Regions from separate parts of the Homo sapiens genome. Here region 2 is linked to region 1. The links are chromatin contacts, found by Hi-C or POLR2A ChIA-PET in ENCODE. All regions are on one chromosome and are shown on one strand. Each heading gives the region's core, a stretch centred on a gene start or an enhancer-like site at or near the end of the contact. The rest is flanking DNA. Distances are from core to core; before and after follow the strand shown. Region 1 overlaps RYR1 (ryanodine receptor 1). Region 2 has its middle 20 kb from the start of LINC01480.

Evidence for each region. A loop is a pair of places that touch in the nucleus more often than their neighbours do. ChIA-PET counts read pairs that join two places held with the same protein, here RNA polymerase II (POLR2A). Pooled maps may share reads with other maps.
Region 2: a pooled map shows a loop between it and region 1 (4-fold over the local background). The contact joins two enhancer-like sites. A Hi-C loop is called at or near these places in 1 of 50 pooled maps. POLR2A ChIA-PET finds 5 or more read pairs at or near these places in 2 of 52 experiments (activated CD4-positive, alpha-beta T cell and naive thymus-derived CD4-positive, alpha-beta T cell).

Annotation. Positions count from the first base shown.
Region 1 is chr19:38,555,748-38,561,583 of GRCh38, forward strand. It overlaps RYR1 (ryanodine receptor 1), which reads left to right. Exons shown (of 106, transcript NM_000540.3): 90 at 5,366-5,707. Among named protein-coding and RNA genes, the nearest start is that of MAP4K1-AS1, 38 kb to the right of the region's middle. RefSeq lists an enhancer at 1,545-1,734. Within about 2 kb of position 1,749, at least 3 of the 41 ENCODE cell types and tissues checked have a DNase peak (open chromatin) inside an H3K27ac peak, as active enhancers do.
Region 2 is chr19:41,551,900-41,558,478 of GRCh38, forward strand. It overlaps a transcript of CEACAM21 not described here. Among named protein-coding and RNA genes, the nearest start is that of LINC01480, 20 kb to the left of the region's middle. Within about 2 kb of position 1,307, at least 5 of the 41 ENCODE cell types and tissues checked have a DNase peak (open chromatin) inside an H3K27ac peak, as active enhancers do.

The DNA of each region.
Region 1 (5,836 bases), core at 499-2,998:
TCTTGCTTCCCCTCTATTATCTTTTCTTTTTCCTTGCAATTTATCTCCTGGAGATCCAGTCCTGCAGATCTTTACTGTCCAACAGAAATACAATATGAGCAATATGTATATTTTTAAATTTTCTTCTTTTTTTTGAGACAGGGTCTCACTCTGTTGTCCAGGCTGGAGTGCAGTGGGGCAATCTCAGCTCACTGTAACCTCCACCTGTCAGGTTCAAGTGATTCTCCTGCCTCAGCCTCCTGAGTAGCTGGGATTACAGGCATGCGCCACCACACCTGGCTAATTTTTGTATTTTTAGTAGAGACAAGGTTTCGCCATGTTGGCCAGGGTAGTCTCAAACTCCTGGCCTAAAGTGATCTGCCCTCCTCACCCTCCGAAAGTGCTGGGATTACAGGCGTGAGTCACCATAATTTTAAATTTTCTAATAGCCATGTTTTTTAAAAAGTAAAAAGAGGACCGGCATGGTGGCTCGTGCCTGTAATCCCAGCACTTTGGGAGGCCAAGGCGGGAGGATCACTTGAGGCCAGGAGTTTGAGCCAGCCTGCGTAACACAGCAAAACCCTATCTCTATAAAAACTTTAAAAAATAACCAGGTGTAGTAGTGCATATCTGTAGTCCCAGTTACTGGGGAGGCTGAGGCAGGAGGATCTCTTGAACCTTGGAGGTTAATGCTGCAGTGAGCCATGTTCATGGCACTGTACTTCAACCTGGGCAACTGAGCAAGACTCTGTTAAAAAAAAAAAAAAGTAAAATGAAACACTACACATAATCTAGTACACTCAGGATATTATTTCAACATGGAATCAATCCTGTTTATTTATTTATAGAGATGGGGTCTTGCCATGTTGCCCAGGCTGGTCTCAAACTCCTGTGCTCAAGCAATCCACCCTCCTCAGCCACCCAAGGTGCTGGGATTACAGGCAAGAGCCACTGTGCCTGGCCATAATCAATCTAAAAAATGATTAGCTCGACATTTTTCATTCTTTTTTCACACTAAGTCTATCAGTGGATAGTGCTGTCCTAGTTGTAGAGCTTCCCATAGTCTGGACCTGACCAATGCGTCCTTGTGGTGTCATTTCATGTGTTCCTGTGTCCCCTGGGTTTCCTCCAAAGTGGGACTCAGCCAAAGTTCGAGCAGATTCAGATTTGGGTGTAAGGAGTTTTTTAGCCAGAACCTTCCTATGTGGGGCTACTGTATACCTCCACCAGGAGGCACCTCCTTTCCAGATGCCAGCAGCTGTTTCTGCTCAACACTCAGACATATTCATTCATTAGAGATTGCAAAATGGCGATAGTCTCATTTCTTTTTTTTTTTTTTTTTTTTGTGACAGAGTCTCATTCTGTCACCCAGGCTGGAGTGCAGTGGCATGCTCTCGGCTCACTGCAACCTCCGCCTCCCAGGTTCAAGCGATTCTCCTGCCTCAGCCTCCCAAAGTGCTGGGATTATAGGCATGAGCCACGGCGCCCAGCCTCTTAGTTTTCATGATGCTTCCTTCACTTGACAAATGAGTATGAGTACCTACTGTGTGTCAGGCACTGCCCTGGTCCTGAAGGTACAGCAGTGAACAAAACAGAGAGCCCACTGTGGGGGCTGATAGTCCAGTGGGAAGGGGCAGATGCAAATAACGAAATACACGAAGTAATTGCAGGTTATAATCTGTGGTCTGAAGGGTGTGGGAGTGAGCAGGGTGTGGTAAGCCCTGTAAACCGGCTGGTGGCGGAAGGCCTTCTGCAGGAGGGGACAGCGAAGCTGAGAGTTGAAAGATACCATATGACTCAGCGAGGCTGTGGTGTCCCAGGCAAAGGGGACAGTAAATGGAAAGGCTGAAAAATGGGAACAAGAGGGACAGAGAGCAGCCTGGGCAACATGGCGAAACCAAACCCTGTCCCTACAAAAAATACAAAAATTAGCTAGGCATGGTGGCCTATGCCTGAAGTCCCAGCTACTTGGGAGGCTGAGGCAAGAGAATCACTTGAACCCAGGAGGGGGAGGTTGCTGTGAGCCAAGATCGCGTCATTGCACTCCAGCCTGGGTGACAAGAGCGAAATTCTGTCTCAAAAAAAAGAAATAAAAATACAAAAATTAGCTAGGCATGGTGGTGCATGCCTGTATTCCCAGCTACTCGGGAGGCTGAGGCAGGAGAATCGCTTGAACCCGGGAGGCGGAGGTTGCAGTGAGCCGAGATTGCACCACTGCACTCCAGCATGGGCAACAGAGTGAGACTCTCTCAAAAATAAAATAAAATAATACAATAAAATATAAAATAAAATAAAATACTAGCCAGGCACGATGACTCATGCCTGTAATCTCGATACTTTGGGAGGCTGAGGTGGGAGGATCGCTTGAGCCCAGGAGTTCAAGACCAGCCTAGAAAACATAATGAGACCTTGTCTCTACAAAAAAACTGTTTAAAAAATTAGCTGGGTATGGTGGTGCATGCCTGTGGTCCCAACTTGGAAGGCTAAGACGGGAGGATCACTTGAGCCCAGGAGGTCGAGGCTATGGCAAGCCATGATCACTCCATTACACTCCAGCCTAGGTAGTAGAGACAGACTTTGTCTCAAAAAATTAATAATAAAGTAAAACAACTAAAAGACTATAAGTAGACTGTAACACAAAGAAAGGATAAATGCCAGAGGGAATGGATAACGCATTAACCCTGATGTGAGTACGTATTGCATGCCTATATCAAAATAGTTCATCTACCCCATAAATAAATACAACTACTATGTACCCACAAAAATGAAAAATAAAAAGGCCTGGCTCATGCCTGTAATCCTAACACTTTGGGAGGCCAAGGCGGGCAGATCACTTGAGATCAGGAGTTCAAGACCAGCCTGGCCAACATGGCGAAACCCCATCTCTACTAAAAATACAAAAATTAGCTTGGCGTGGTAGCACATGCCTGTAATCTCAGCTACTCAGAAGACTGAGGCAGGAGAATCGCTTGAACCCTGGAGGCAGAGGTTTCAGTGAGCCAAGATCACGCCACTGCACTCCAGCCTGGGTGACAGAGCAAGACTCTGTCTCAAAAAATAAAAATAATTTTTTAAAAAAATAGTCCAGGTGTGGTGGCTCACACCTGTAATCCTAGCACTTTGGGAGGCCCAGGCAGGCAGATCACCTGAGGTCAGGAGTTCAAGGCCAGCCTGGCCAACATGGCGAAACCCTGTCTCTACTAAAAATACAGAATTAGCCAGTGTGGTGGCACACGCCTGTAGTCCCAGCTACTCAGGAGGCTGAGACAGGAGAATCACTTGAACCCAGGAGGCGGAGGCTGCAGTGAGCCAAGATCGTGCCACTGCACTCTAGCCTGGGCAAGACAGAGCAAGACTCCGTCTCAATAAGTAAGTAAGTAAATAAATAAATAAAGGGATGGGCAATGAATGATGACACAGAGAGATCAGCAAATCACAAGAGCAAAGTCTAGGAGTGAATGGAGGTGATAGTGTCCCAGGCGCCTGTGGAGAGGTGGGCTTCTTTTTTTTTTTTTTTTTTTTTTTGAGACAGGGTCTCGCTCTTATTGCCCAGGCTAGGTGCAATGGCACAATCTTGGCTCACTGCAACATCCGCCTCCCAGGTTCAAGCCATTCTCCTGCTTCAGCCTCTCAAGTAGCTGGGATTACAGGCACGCACCATCATGCCTAACTAATTTTTGTATTTTTAGTAGAGACGGGGTTTCACCATGTTGTCCAGGCTGGTCTCGAACTCCTGACCTCAGGTGATCCACCCGCCTCGGCCTCCCAAAGTCCTGGGATTACAGGCATGAGCCACCACACCTGGCCAGAGGTGGATTTTTGAGACAGACAGTGTCACACTGCTCATGATAGAGGGGTAGGCAAGCAGACGAGGTGAGGGCAGAAGGTGAGGGGTTCCGGTGTGATTATGTCTCCATGCTCTGTGGTTTCTAGAGCCCTTCATGATTTGCAAAGCATGTTACTCATTTAGAAAGCATTTTGCAAAGTTCTGGGGTTTTTACAAAGCACTTTTGAGAGCCAGAAAATTTTGCTTCTGTTCATACCCCAGAGCAACATTTCTCACACTGCATGTTGCTACCCGTCTGGAGGTAATGAAATTAATTTAGCAATGCGTAACTCGTGACCAGCATCTTTAGAAATAAAATAGAACACTGCAGAGTGTGCTACACAGCAAAGGTCAGAATTATGTCATGAAACCTTTTTTTTTTTTTTTGAGTCACATTGTAAAATGTATTCTTATGGTTGAGTGAGTGCGGTCAAGAACATTTTATGCTGCTCTAGAGAACCTCTTGCAAAAATGCATGGGCAATCAGCACAAGAATGTTCAAGAAAAGTGTTGTCTGAAAGAAATCTGTGGGTGAACTTGGTGATTTATGCTTGTAATCCCAACACTTTGGGAGGCGGAGGAGGGCAAATCACCTGAGTTCAGGAGTTTGGGACAAGCCTGGGCAACATGGCAAAACCCCGTCTACAAAAAAATACAAAAATTCACCAGGCACAGTGGCATGCACCTGTAGTCCTAGCTACTCAGGAGGCTGAAGCACGAGACTCATTTGACCCTGGGAGGTGGAGGCTGCAATGAGCTGAGATCGTGCCACTGCACCACTCCAGCCTGGGTGAAAGAGTGAGACCCTGTCTCAGAAAAAAAAAACAAAAACAAAATACAAATCTGGAAGCAACCTACATTTCCATTAGCAGGATAACAGATAAAGAGTGTTATGGCTGGGCGCGGTGGCACACACCTGTCACCCCTGCACTTTGGGAGGCCGAGGCGGGTGGATCACCTGAGGACAGGAGTTCGAGACCAGCCTGGCCAACATGATGAAACCCTATCTCACTAAAAATACAAAAAATTAGCCAGGTGTGGTGGCGGGCACCTGTAATCCCAGCTGCTCAGGAGGCTGAGGCAGGAGAATCACTTGACCCTGGGAGGTGGAGGTTGCAGTGAGCTGAGATCATGCCACTGCACTCCAGCCTGGGCGACAAGAGCGAAACTCCGTCTCAAAAAAAAAAAAAAAAAAAAAGAGAAAGAAAAAGAAAAAAAAGCAAGTTTCAGCTGAGGTGGGAGGATCCCTTGAGCCCAGGAGTTTGAGACCAGCCTTGGCAACATAGGGAGACCTTATCTCTACAAAAAAAAATTAAAATTAAAATTAGCCAGGTGTAGCGGTGTGTGCCTGTAGTCCCAGCTGCTCTGGATGCTGGGTACTTGAGCCCGGGGGTGGGGATGGGGACGAGAGGGGATGTCTTGAGGCTGGGTTGAGCTGTGATTGCGCCACTGCACTCCAGCCTGGGCGACACAGCGAGACCTTGTCTTAAAAAAAAAAAAAAAAAGAGAGAGAATTGAGGCTCTCCAGGTCACCCCACTGACCTCCCTGCCCGCCCCCAGGCCATGGACAGCCAGAAGCAGTTCAGCGGTCCAGAAATCCAGTTCCTGCTTTCGTGCTCCGAAGCGGATGAGAACGAAATGATCAACTGCGAAGAGTTCGCCAACCGCTTCCAGGAGCCAGCACGCGACATCGGCTTCAACGTGGCGGTGCTGCTGACCAACCTGTCGGAGCATGTGCCGCATGACCCTCGCCTGCACAACTTCCTGGAGCTGGCCGAGAGCATCCTTGAGTACTTCCGCCCCTACCTGGGCCGCATCGAGATCATGGGCGCGTCACGCCGCATCGAGCGCATCTACTTCGAGATCTCAGAGACCAACCGCGCCCAGTGGGAGATGCCCCAGGTCAGGGAACCCGCGCGCGTGCAAGCTCGCCTCCTGGGGCTTCGGGCATGCGGGTGCTCACTTCCTGCACCCTCAGACCCCACGGGGGCTGTGCGTGCCTCGCATATCTGCCCTGCTCCGGCAAGCCCA
Region 2 (6,579 bases), core at 57-2,556, 3.0 Mb after region 1:
GCAGGAAGCCCAGCCAGTGTGTTCCCAGACCAAACTCAGGGTCTGGCTGCTATTTCTCACGGCCCAATAACGAGATGCAGATAAACTGGGGAGGAAGAGAGTTTTTTATTTCTGGAACCGGTTACAGAGAGAAGGCCCAGAAAATATCTCCAGACCAACTGTAAATTACAAGGTTTTCCAGAGCTTATATATTTTCTAAGATGTATGTCTACGTGTCAGTGTGCATTTATCTAAAGATATAAGTGATTAACTTCTTTTAATCTGTAACTCTAGTCTAAGTCTTGGAGACCTTTCTCTGGAGCCTCAGTACATTTACTTAAATCTAAATGAGTCCAGGTGCTGGGGCTATTACCCTGACCTTGTCTCCTGCTCAATCACAGAGGTTTGGGGGGGGTTCCTTTAGACCCCCAATGAACTTGTTTGTGGAGGCCTGGCGAGTTTCTTCAGACCCCCAATTAAATTTGTTTAATCCTAAACAGGTCTGGTTAAGAATTCCTTCTTTGTTTTGTCATGCTGTAAGGCCCAGGAAAGGCCTAGGTAAAACCCTTGGTGGGCTTTTGTTACATTCTAGCCTTTGTAGAAAGGCGCTGGCACTTTCAGCTTTTGATACTGAACTTAACCACTCAGTCAGTACTGAAGTAGTTGTGATGGGGACCTCCATTAGTGAAATCTGGCCTGCCACAATCCCCACTGTCAATTTGCGCATGATTTCTATCATGCTTGTATATTTATTTATCACAAGAATCATAGGGAGATGGAGCATTGTAATCTTTCTGGCTACTTCCTGCTGAGAGGGGGTCATCGTTATGGGGCACCGAATGCAGCACTGGAGTGGAAAAAGTCGATTTGTTCCCAGTAGCACTCTCTGTTTCGGGGGTGTAGAGGCAGCACCTGCTAAAACATAATAGTAGGCAACAGCAACACATATAAATAGGTTGCTGCTACTTCCTTCAGAAGTTTCGGTTGTCTAGTCTTCAGTTCACAGGGCTTTAAGAAAGCACAGCTTAGGTTTCAGTGATTTCCAATTAAGAAAAATGGGGAAAAAGGGAAAGAAAAAGGAAACAAATGAAAAGATTATTTAGGAGACTTGTAGCCAGAGAAATACGAATTTAACCCAAACTGTAGAAAATAATAAAAACTGAATGCCAGACTAGAATTTAAAAACAGGTGTACTATAGTTTCCAAAAGTTTTTGAAACATAACTTCCCTCTCTCCAGTTACCCTTTTTTGTTGTTGTTGTTGAGATGGAGTCTTGCTCTGTCACCCAGGCTGTCGTGAAGTGGCACGATCTTGACTCACTGTAACCTCCGCTTCCCTGCCTCAGCCCCTTGAGTAGCTGGGATTACAGGCACCCGCCATCATGCCCGGCTCATTTTTGTATTTTTGTAGAGATGGGGTTTCACCGTGTTGGCCAGGCTGGTCTTGAACTCCTGACCTCAGATGATCTGCCCACCTCAGCCTCCCAAAGTGCTGGGATTACAGGAGTGAGCCACTGCACCCGACCCCAGTTTCCCGTTTTTACTAAAGACAAATTACGACAGGACCAATTTGCTTTATTATGCTTTGCCACTTTATTTGTACGAGGTGCAGCAAGAATAATTATTTTTCACATAGGCTTTTAAAATTGGTTTTAATGGGACTTTGTTTTATAGAAGGAATCTGAGATAAGACTTTTTAAAGCTGAGCCCCTGCCATGGATTTCTACCATCAAATACATATGGTTGGGTGAATTCCTGTCCTCTTGAAGTTTCAAGATAACTTGGGATTCCTGACCTGTCAGAATGTGACATTCTTTTCTTCCCACAGATCAGTAACCCTGTACAGGGACTGTGTTCACAGGATATAAGGTCAGTTTTCCAAAGGCTTTATTAGCTCCACAAGTCAAGTTTGATTCCTTAAAGGAAAGCACAGCATTCTGGTCAAAACCTTGGTAAAATAACCAGTTTTTCAAATTGTGTCCTGTTACCAAAGAAAACACATTCTTATTGCACTTATGCAAATAACTATATTGCCATAAATTAAGAATACCCACAAATAGTTTCCAAATTCTGGGGAAATCGGGTAGAGAGAAACAAATAATGCTCCAAATGGTGTTCATAGGAGTATATTTTGATTAATCGTTAAAAGCTGTCAATAGCTCAAAAGAAAATTTGCCTTGACTCTGAAAAGCAAAACAAAGGATCAGCAACGTTTTAAGCAAAAAGTCAAAAAGATCACTTCAGCCTCCTATTAGTTCACTTCATGCAGTTAATTCCTGTCCTGCTTGATATCAATGAACATTTTAGCTCTCCAAGTGTCCCGAACATTTTTCCTCTCTTCTGATGTCACAATCTCCAAAGTTATCAAAATTTGCATTTAAGAGCACCTGTTAGGGCTTTATAGCTGATTATAAAATTACCTTCTAAAGAGGGCCAAAACAAGGTAACATGTGTATATGGGTGACTGAACGTTTTAGGGTAGTCATAGTCAAAGACACAATTGACAAGGAAATCTGTTACCTCTGTGGCCCACAATAATTTAACATGACAATTATAATTATGACTGATAATGTACACTGAGATATAGCAGAATTATAGGAGTCTCCCATAACTTTGGAACCCTCATCAATAACATATTTATAGAAATATAGCCCAAAGAAAGCTAAAAATCATTTTATATTTCACAATGCTTCCTGTATGATTTTTGTACCAAATAAGCCAAATTTCACCTTTACATTAGTGTACTATTAATGTTAAACCTAATTCTTAATAAAACCTGATAGACATATTTACCCAATTTTAATGTTTGACCATAAGGTAACATTTTTATAGACTTTCTATAACCCTTTACAATTTTTGTTAAAGAGCAGGTTAGTGCTCTAAGAGAAACCCATTGTGTTTTTATTTCAATGCTCAATTTACAGAAATGCTGAATTATACCCCTTCAACTTTAGTCAATATGTTTACACACAAAAATATTTTAATTAATTTTTTCATAAACCTTTCACAACTTGCTTAAACATTTAGCTTTATTTTATCCAACTTAAAGCAATTCTTTAACCTTTTAATCTAGGCAAAAAAAATCCATCTTCTCATAAGAGCTTTAGAGACTCTTAGGCTTCTTTACTAGGACAGCTGAGCTCTAAAGCATGTGAACTTCACCCACCACAACTGTTTGCTCCATCTCAAGCTCAGAACCCTGCCCTGTCTGCCTAACCACAAGTGAGTATTTCCTGCCTTGATTTCCTGACATTTCTATATTTAATTCAGCTTGTTAAGTTCCAAGAAATCCCCTGGCAATTTTTATTATTGACCTCTTCTTCTTTGCACAGGTATCCAACCCAGTATCTACAAATAAATGCTTCACTCATCTACTCCTTTCATGAAACATTGCAAATCTTTTTCTTACTAGTGCTTGGGCTTGCTTTTTTTTTTTTTTTTTTTTCTTTGCAAGGAAACATATAGATGAGCCTCAAGAGATTTAGAAATCTTTTCAGAGTAACCAGCTGAATGTCAGAAAGTCATATTTGGAGGCCAATCTAGTTAGATTAGATAAATAGTTTTTAATTTTAACAAACTGTCTTCCTTTTCTAACTGGACCTCTGATCTCACAGAAGCCAACAAAGTATTTGCAGTTTATAGGATCTAATTTTAAAATATGTGAAGAGTAGGCACATCTGGAAGGCAGGGCATCTAGATCTTTGAAAATCAAAAATCCCGAATTTCACATTGAATCTGAGGTCTCTAAAAGAAGGGACATGCCACAAGACCAAGCCACACAATTTTTCCACACTGCACAATGCTGTAGAAACATGTCTTCAAGGCTAGTAGCACAGCAACAATCAGCCCACTTTTAATCAGACCATCCCCAAAGGAAATCATATTCATTGGTGGTGTTTTCACAGCCTTTAAACTGTGTCCAAACTGCACCTTTCTCATCTAAACTTGCAAAGAAACAAGGAGCCCCCTGCAATCACAACCATTTATTGCAACGGCTCTCAGCCATCTCCAAACTGCAGCCCTCACCAGTGACCCAGCAGCCGTTGCACTCACAAAGGACGTGTCTCTCACAGTACAAAGTAATGCCTGGTACTCACAAAACCAAAGCAATCAGCCAAGATGAAATAAAAGAGAGCAGAGCTGCAGACCTGGAGGAGCCTGTCCCTGACTCTGGACTCCACAAGGAGAACAGGAGACCCCCAAAAGGGGTGAGTGGGATCTTTTTGTGTATTTCTCAAGGAATTTCAGAGTCACTTAAAATTCCCTCTAGATCCCTTCATGTGATACCAAAGATGCCAAAAGGAAGGTAAAGAAGGGAAAAGAAGAAGTACATGGGAGAGGAATTCCTTTTAAAAAGAAGTGAGCAGAGGAACCAAGCACCTATTTGTTTTAATTCAAAATCTAATTTTATTTTGTCAAAATTTCAACTCTTATTATAGATTCAGGGGGTACATGTGCAGGGTAGTTACATGGGTATATTGTACCAAGCAATTAATTTCTAAAACGGAGTTTCACTCAAATCCAAATATTTTTCAAAACAGGAGGCAAAAGAGAAAATCCAGAAAGACTGTATGTACATATAATTAAATATTAGCTTTTCATGAAGCCGACTTCTGACCATAGAGCTCTTTGAAAAAGAAAAATAAAACCTTCCAGATCTCTTATAATCAGATTTTAGCCAACACAAAGAATTGCGATTTCCACTCTTTAAACTTTTTTTTACCAAAGGTAATCTCACCAATACTAAATAGGTAAAAAAGTCAAATGCCACGCAAACATTAAACCAAAGGCGCTGGGGCCCTGACTGGGAATTGAACCCAGGCCATGGTGGCGAAGGCATAAACTTGAAGCTAGGCCACAATATAAGGCACCTTTCATTGTGAATCCCACAGAATATTGAAAGCAGGCAGTATGAACTTCAAAAGATTTTTTTGGCAGGGGGTCAGATTTTTTATCTTTAATTTTATCAGAAGGATTTTTAATGCAAGCCATGAAATCGTTACATATCTCCTTTGAAATTTGATTGTCCCATGAGTACAAATAGGTCAATTGTTTAGAATAAAGGAATCTAAAATCTTTTTATAAATTTAGAGATTTTTCTAATTTAACAGATCCATCCTTTGACCACTGCTTAGAATTTGCGATGCCATACTTCTTCCAGTAGTGATTCAATCCAACACCTACTTCATAAAAAGCCAAGGATGTAATTTTTTCAGTTTAGTGTAAGCTTTACCATTTAAGAAGTAGGTATTTTTGTAAAGGGCCTGAAAGAGGCAATCCCAAAGATCTCCTCCCCTCCAAAAATTACTCCCAGAATTCGGCTAAGATAGCAAAAGACCCTTGTTTCCACAGCTAAGGATGGAGTTTGTGTGCATGTGGTGTCTCCAGTAAGACAAATCTGTGGGTCCTCCAGTCACAGACCCGTTACTCTGTGGCGTGTCACTTAGAATCCTTGTGTGTCTCACCCTCAGAAAATTCAGAGCTTATATCTCCTAATCCAGTTTTACCCCAAGCCTTTGTTCCTGGGTGAGCCAATTTGGAGATTCAGGAGGTATTATATTGTAGTTGGTAAATCAATTGTGATGTGGGGTCCTGTCGGGTTCGATATCACAAGCAGTATCAGCATGTGAGGACCAGAGCTGTGAACTCAACGCTGTCAATCGACAGCTTTTAGGAGTTTCTGTGAGGACTGGGTGGATTCAGGGACCCTGAAAACCATACTTGTCACCCTTCTAGTCCTGTGTGTCTGGAACTAGAAACTCTTTGGTAAGCATGGGTTCTCTCTCAGGTCCCTGGACATCCCTAAAAAGAGAGAGCATGTTTACATTGCAAGTGAACTGGCATTTCCTTTCTCTCCTGCAAAATGGTCTCGTTTGTCAACAGGGGATACATCTCTCTTCCTTTTGGGAAGTGGGAGGATGTAGGTTATTCAGTGCTGGTACTTTGATTTAGTTCCTACATTTGATCCCTCTACTTGGTGTGTAAGGTAGATGCTATTATCCTCATGTTAGAGATATGGAAATGGGCTCAGGGTGGATGAGATATTGGTTACTTTGGGAGAAGTAGCAAATGATAGAGCCAGTACTGAGCCCTGGACTATCTCCAAAAACCATGCCAAGAGTTTCGTCTGGGGACCTGAGCCTGATCATCTTACTTCCATGAAATGGGGCCTATTTTCAGGCGATAAACAACTCTACAGAAAATGTGCCATTTTAATGCAATTCCTTTTTTCAGTGTTACTCTCCTACCTTTACAACTATTATATGCTCAAAGTTAAGCTAAGTTTCGTGGAAAACAGAAAACAAAATGCTTCATAATTATAAGTCATGAGATCTACATAGCATTTAAAATTTCTCTAAGGCAAAACACATAGATGAAATTAAATGGTGAAAGTCAACCTGTAAAAAAGTGTTTTAAATTTTAAAAACATTTGACTATCTTTGAAACATCTATCTATCTATTACATCTCCTTATAATATAAAAAACCCAGCTGGGCACGGTGGCTCACACCTGTAATCCTAGCACTTTGGGAGGCCGAGGCAGGTAGATCATGAGGTCAGGAGATCGAGACCACCCTGGCTAACAGGACGAAACCCCATCT